Regions from separate parts of the Homo sapiens genome. Here region 2 is linked to region 1. Evidence: chromatin loops called from intact Hi-C (ENCODE). Cell type or tissue: GM12878. All regions are shown on one strand. Each heading gives the region's core, and the rest is flanking DNA. Links, peaks and the distances in the headings are about the cores only. Region 1 overlaps LOC105374064 (a long non-coding RNA gene). Region 2 overlaps NR1I2 (nuclear receptor subfamily 1 group I member 2).

The links. A loop is a pair of places that touch in the nucleus more often than their neighbours do. Peaks named below come from ENCODE experiments on the same cell type or tissue, not always from the same donor. Only the 100,000 strongest peaks of a DNase experiment are listed, where the experiment ranks them.
Region 2: it touches region 1 in a loop (8-fold over the local background); 4 of 110 quality-filtered maps call a loop at or near these places.

What each region holds. Positions count from the first base shown.
Region 1 is chr3:119,699,222-119,702,128 of GRCh38, reverse strand. LOC105374064 (a long non-coding RNA gene) reads left to right here. Exons shown (of 3, transcript XR_924391.4): 2 at 708-937; 3 at 1,712-2,261. Among named protein-coding and RNA genes, the nearest start is that of CFAP91, 2.3 kb to the left of the region's middle. RefSeq lists enhancers at 288-1,487, 1,207-1,606. In GM12878, for the core only: no CTCF peak of the experiment used is centred there; a DNase peak (open chromatin) is centred at 1,358; H3K4me3 peaks cover 297 bases; H3K27ac peaks cover 1,778 bases.
Region 2 is chr3:119,808,838-119,811,744 of GRCh38, reverse strand. It overlaps NR1I2 (nuclear receptor subfamily 1 group I member 2), which reads right to left. Exons shown (of 9, transcript NM_003889.4): 3 at 1,551-1,684; 4 at 19-206. Among named protein-coding and RNA genes, the nearest start is that of NR1I2, 28 kb to the right of the region's middle. RefSeq lists enhancers at 1,509-1,568, 1,546-2,049 and a silencer at 1,779-2,038. In GM12878, for the core only: a CTCF peak has its summit at 1,398 (motif pointing left); a DNase peak (open chromatin) is centred at 1,474; H3K4me3 peaks cover 1,094 bases; H3K27ac peaks cover 600 bases.

The DNA of each region.
Region 1 (2,907 bases), core at 110-2,609:
CCTCATGTTGCATTTTGGTATGTCTCTTAAGTCTTTTATCCTAGAGCAGTGAATTTCTAATCCTTTCAATAATTCTCTATTATTACCAGAGGTTCTTCTATAAAAGGAATCTTTTCATACCAACTCATTGGTTATCCTGAGATAACCAGGATAATCTCATAGAGGAAAGACTGGGTAAATGCTGGATTTGTTCTTTTTAATTATGAAATTTCAGAGACATGAGTTGGTGCCCTACCAAACTCCAGAGTTAACCACAAAGTTTTTGTTTGTTTGATATCATTATGAATGCATGCATTTTTTACAGATCTGATGTTTTAATCCGTTATGATCATTATTATTTATTACACTCAGATTATTAAAGCTAATGGCATGCCTTAGAGTTGGCTTCTTTGTCCTTTAATGTTGAGACGAGAAGTCTTCTTCCGATCAAAGGTTTTTCTCGATCGAAGGGTTCATGGTCTCACAGGCTTCAAGGAATGAAGCCGTGGACCACAGTGGCAAGTGTTACAGCTTCACTAGAGAAATGCGTGGACCCAAAGACTGTGCGGTGGCAAGATTTATTAAAGCCAAAGCAAAAGTAAAGGGAAAGCGAAAGTAAAGCTTCCACGTGGTGGAAGGGAACCTGGAAGGGTTGCCATTTCTGGTTTGGGTATCTTATGTTTATATCCCCTTATGACTCCTCCCCTTTTCCTTTTTCTGTCCCATAGGATTAGGTTATTTTCTATCCACTTGTGGGTTTGTAGCCGGACGAGCCACAGACAAGAACCGCTCAGACACCGAGTTATGGAAGGAAAGGGCTTTATTCAGCTGGGAGCATTGGCGGACTCACATCTTCGAAAACCGAGCTCCCGGAGTGAGCAATTCCTGTCCCTTTTAAGGGCATACAACTCTAAGAGGGTCTGCGTGAGTGGGTCGTGATCGATTGAGCAAGTAGTGGGTATGTGACTGGGAGCTGCATGCACTGGTAATCGGAACAGAACAGAATAGGACAGGGATTTTCACAATGCTTTTCCATACAATGTCTGGAATCTATAGATAACATATCGGTTAGGTCAGGGGTCAATCTGTAACTACCAGGCCCAGAGCACAGTGCTGGGCTGTCTGCCTGTGGATTTCATTTCTGCCTTTTTGTTTTAAATTCTTCTTTCTTTGGAGGCAGAAATTGGGCATAACACAATATGAGGGGTGGTCTCCTCTCTTAGGTTGGTGGGCCTGATTGGTTAAAAACATCAGGCTGCAGCTAGAGCTTAAACTCTCTATATGATTGGCTGAAGTTTCAATCCCTTAATTTGCAGCTGGGACTCACTTTGGCTTAGGGGAAAGTCCCCTTTGATTGGTTGAAGTTTCAATCCCTTAGCTTGCAGCTATGACTCATTTTGGCTTAGGGGAAAGTCCCCTTAGGGAAGTCCCTATTGAACCAGGAAGTCCAGCCAACTTAGCCACTTAGTCCCTCAATGTGATCCACAGACACTTCCTGAATACGCTTCCTGGCCTACTACTCTTTCTGCATATACTCCTGGTTTTAACTTATTGTCTCTACTCCTAAACTTCTTGGGGTTTTTGAAAACCAGCCATGTCCTAGGTCTGTCTGTGTACTTTCTTGTAAAATCCAGTTTTAGCAAAGAACCGTGCTATGTCAGTTTGGTAAGAATCCCCCATCCTAGATATCTGACTGGGGTCCTCATCCTTCGCTTTCGCTTTTCACCCCCAGGTGAAGTCTGATTACCCTGGCTGTCTTCAGCAAGAATCCTTTGAGATGAGTTTAACCAGAATTCTCTTTACCTCTGATATTTCCTCTTAGTAATTTTTCATCCACTGACCCTCAGCCTGCTCTTTGCTATAAATTTCTACTTGCTTATGCTATATTCGGAGTTGAACCCAATCCCTCCCCCAACTACAAGACCCTGTTGCAGTAATTCCTATATCTATTGCAATGGTCTTGAACGCACTCTGCCTGTCCATGCCTTAATAAGATCATTGAATAATTTTTTCTTTAACACCCCTCAACTAATTTAGGTACATTTCAACACTCACCTCTAACTTTGCCACTTCTATGCAGTTTCCTCATATCTTTCAAATACAGTGAGATATCATCCTTCCAATGCTGTAGTAGCACCAATAGCATTGACCACCTTGTATTAGTAATCAGTAATTGTTCACAACTCTGCTTCCCACAACTTTGAGTTCACTGAGGGCACAGCCCTTCACCTGGTCATTTTTGTATCTCTGAGGTATCTGGTACATGAAATCTTAATGAAATGATTACTAAATCCATCCCTTTGTTAAATAAATTTACTGAATGTCTACTATATAATAGGTGTTAAAGATTTTGAGATAATTTGTACAGCTCACTGGATGATAGAGAAAGCTGACACAGAAGCAAAGTACAATATAATAATGGTATAGTACTTTTCTGTCTGGGGTACAGCTACGTTCTCAGAGCCGCCCACTTTTCGTTTCTTCTTCTCAATGTTCCTCACTCCCACCTCCTTATCTTCTCACAGCTAGCTCCTCAACATATGACATCACCTAAAATGTTCTCTCTATACCGGAAAGGGGTCTGCATCCAGACCCCAAGAGAATGTTCTTGGATCTCACGCAAGACAGAATTCAGGGCGAGTCCATAAAGTGAAAACAAGTTTATTAAGAATGTAAAGGAATAAAACAATGGCTATTCCACAGACAGAGCACCCCCGAGGGCTCTGATTATTTCTTGATGATATGCTAAACAAGGTGTGGATTATCCATGCCTTCCCTTTTAGACCATACAGGGTAACTTCCTGACATGCCATGGCATTTGTAAACTGTCATGCTACTGTGGGAGTGTAACAGTGAGCAAAACCAGAGGTCACTCTCATGGCCATCTTGGTTTTGGTGGGTTTTAGCCAGCTTCTTTGCTGCAATCTG
Region 2 (2,907 bases), core at 235-2,734, 110 kb before region 1:
CTGTGCAGTTCCTCCTACCCGGAAATTCTTGAAATGGGAGAAGGTAGTGTCAAAGGTTTTCATCTGAGCGTCCATCAGCTCCCTGATCATCATCCGCTGCTCCTCTGTCAGCCCCTGCACTCCCAGTGGCTGAGTCCCTGTCCGTTCACTTTTCTTCCGCTTGATCAAGGCCCGCCTCTCCTCCACGGCCTCGTCGGACATGATCACTGCAGGGACAGTGAGGCTGGCTCAGGCACACGTGCCCCTGGTGAGCCTCCAGCCCCCTGGAGAGCCACTGTGTAACCCTCTCAAGGCAGCAGAAGCCGTTAGGCAAAAGAGAAAGTAATGGTGACAAGCAATTCTCCCCTGTCTGGACTCAAGAGGCCTGTGGGCTCTTCTGGAGAAACACTTGGGTGAGGACAGAGATGAGGTGAGGCTGGTGTTTTGCCCTCTGCAGTGGAGTTTGTGAGGACACTGTGGGGCCCTGGCAAGAGCACGGGCTTCAGAATCCAAAGGCGCTGGGTTTGCATGAAAGCTTTGCCACTTACTACCTGTGACCCCAAGCAACCTCCTTAACCTCTCCTGCCTCCAGGTTTCTCCTTTGTGATCCGGAGAAACCGTGTTTACCTCGCACCGCTGTTAAATGAGACCTTGCATGTAGGGTGCCTAATATAGTTCCTGGTACATAAGAGATGTTCAGTAAATGGCATCTACAATTATCATTTTCTGGTGAATTATATACCAAGACTCTTCAGAGGTGTCTGGGTCTCCAAGACCCTAGAGAGCTGGGCTACAGCTTAGCAAGAAATAGCAACTCCAGAGACTTCTTATATAGCCCAGAGCCTTAGGGTCTTCTGTGGATTTCTGGAGCCCACTCATGTGTGTAGAACAAAGCTATGAGGTCCTTGGTGGGGAGAGATCAAGAATGCCTGCCAGCAGCCTAGAGAACTTGTCCTTGAAAGAAGCAGCTTTGGGTCCCTTTGTGTTCCATGGAGACAAATATGCACTAGAAACACCTAGCCTTTTCCGCATGAGCCTTAATCTCATAGTGACCTAGGAGCACAAATATATCAAAGTTAAATAGGTAGAATGAGAACACCTCATGTCACCTGTCTGCAAACAGTTCCCCTATAAAGATCCAGGTCTGGGGCAGCTGATGGGGCTAGCACCTAGAAGGCCCCGGGTCCTATCACCCATGTGGCTCCTGCTTCCCTCCCCCAGATTCACACTCCTACCCGCAAATGTGGTTTCAAACCATTACAACAATTATGAAGGGGACAAAAAGAATGATGCAGGAGCAACTGAGGGGAGACAGAGGGCACGCCCTGTCCAGGGCTGCCCAGCACACATCCCAGGGCAGAGATTACCGACTCCCTCCATCTCCCAGAGGGCCGACTGCAAGCGCTCCCCCAGGTGGCTGCCTGTTGCACACGGACACCAGCTCACATGTGCACGTGTGTTCACGCGCACACTCGGCGCGCATCTCCACACAAGCATGCCCACACCCACGGCACGTCCTTACTCAGAGCCGTGCACCCCGGCGCCGGCCCGCCCGCGCGCCCACTGCTCACTCTCCTTCTTCATGCCGCTCTCCAGGCACTTGCGCAGGCGGCAGGCCTGGCACTGTCGCCGGGTCTTCCGGGTGATCTCGCAGGCGCCCTTCCGGAAGGGGCACCTCAGCCGGGCGTTGCGTTTCATGGCCCTCCTGTGAGAGAATGGGGAGCAGAAGGGGGGATGCACGGGTGCCCGGGCCCTCGGCCTGGGGCTCCGGGCCATACCACCTCCCTCCCCAGCCCCTACCGACTCGGGGAGGGGGACACTAGCCTTTGCGTCCCAGCTGGGTCAGGCTTTATGGGAAGGGTGTAGGTGGGAGTCCCTAGAGGTCCAGGACTCAGCTAGAGGGGGCAGAGCCGGGGAGGAGACCTTTTCTGGCCATTCCGGCAGGAAATGGGACACGTGCTTTTCGCTGGCGCGGGCAGCCCCAAAACCACTTTCAGGGACACTTCCTCTCCAGGCCCATCCTCAGCGCCTTCCCTTCTTCCTGAAACACCTGTCCCCTTCTCTTTCACAGCCTTGTTACCAGAAAGTTTCCATGGAGATGGGCCTCTTCCTCGATTTCCCCTCCTTAAGGGAGGGAGCTGAGGAAACCTGACCCCAGGAGGGTAAGAAACCAGAGAAGCCCGCCCCACCCCCCCGCCTTCCCCCCCGCCTTCCCCCCACCCCCCGCCGCCTTCTCCAGCTCCCCTTCCAGACTGGGCGGCCAGGGAGGAAGGGGTGAACTATGGGGAAGTTCTTATACCCTACGGGGCAGCGACTTCCCCATGGCAGAGTGGATTCCCCTCGTTGACCTAGGGGGCAAAGAGGTCGAGCGCCTGGAACAGCAGAGCGTGCAGGCGGGACCCACGGGCCCGCACACCCCTCTCTGCGGTGCGCAGAGAGGCAATGGGGCAGATGCCTTTTGGAGACTCTGGTACAAGATCTCCTCCTCCCAGCCCGGAAGTCCTGCCTGTCCCACAAAAGACACGGTCAGTGCAGTCCTACCTTTACTTTCCCCATCTCCACAGCTGGATGGAAAGAAACAATCTCTCCCTTGGCTCTGGCCTCTGATTCTGGTCCAGAGTGGAAACTGAGGGAAGGCTGGCCCAGGAGCATGGAACAGCCAGGTAGGGCTGCAGAGGTCCCCGAGGGCAGGCCTGGGAAGCTGAGCCAAGCCCGCAGTGACCTGGCAGGTTTGAGCTTGGAGGCCTCGGGCCTCGGACCAGTGACCAGCCCAGGGGCATGTTCTTCACAGATGCCATCCCTGCCTTTTGCCTTCCCAACTGGCCTGGGTAAGAAAACTCTGATGCTACATCAAAGTCCACTGAGAATGGGTAAAAGATGAAACCGGGGCTCACATTATTTAAAGGTATGCTATGTATCAGATGCTAG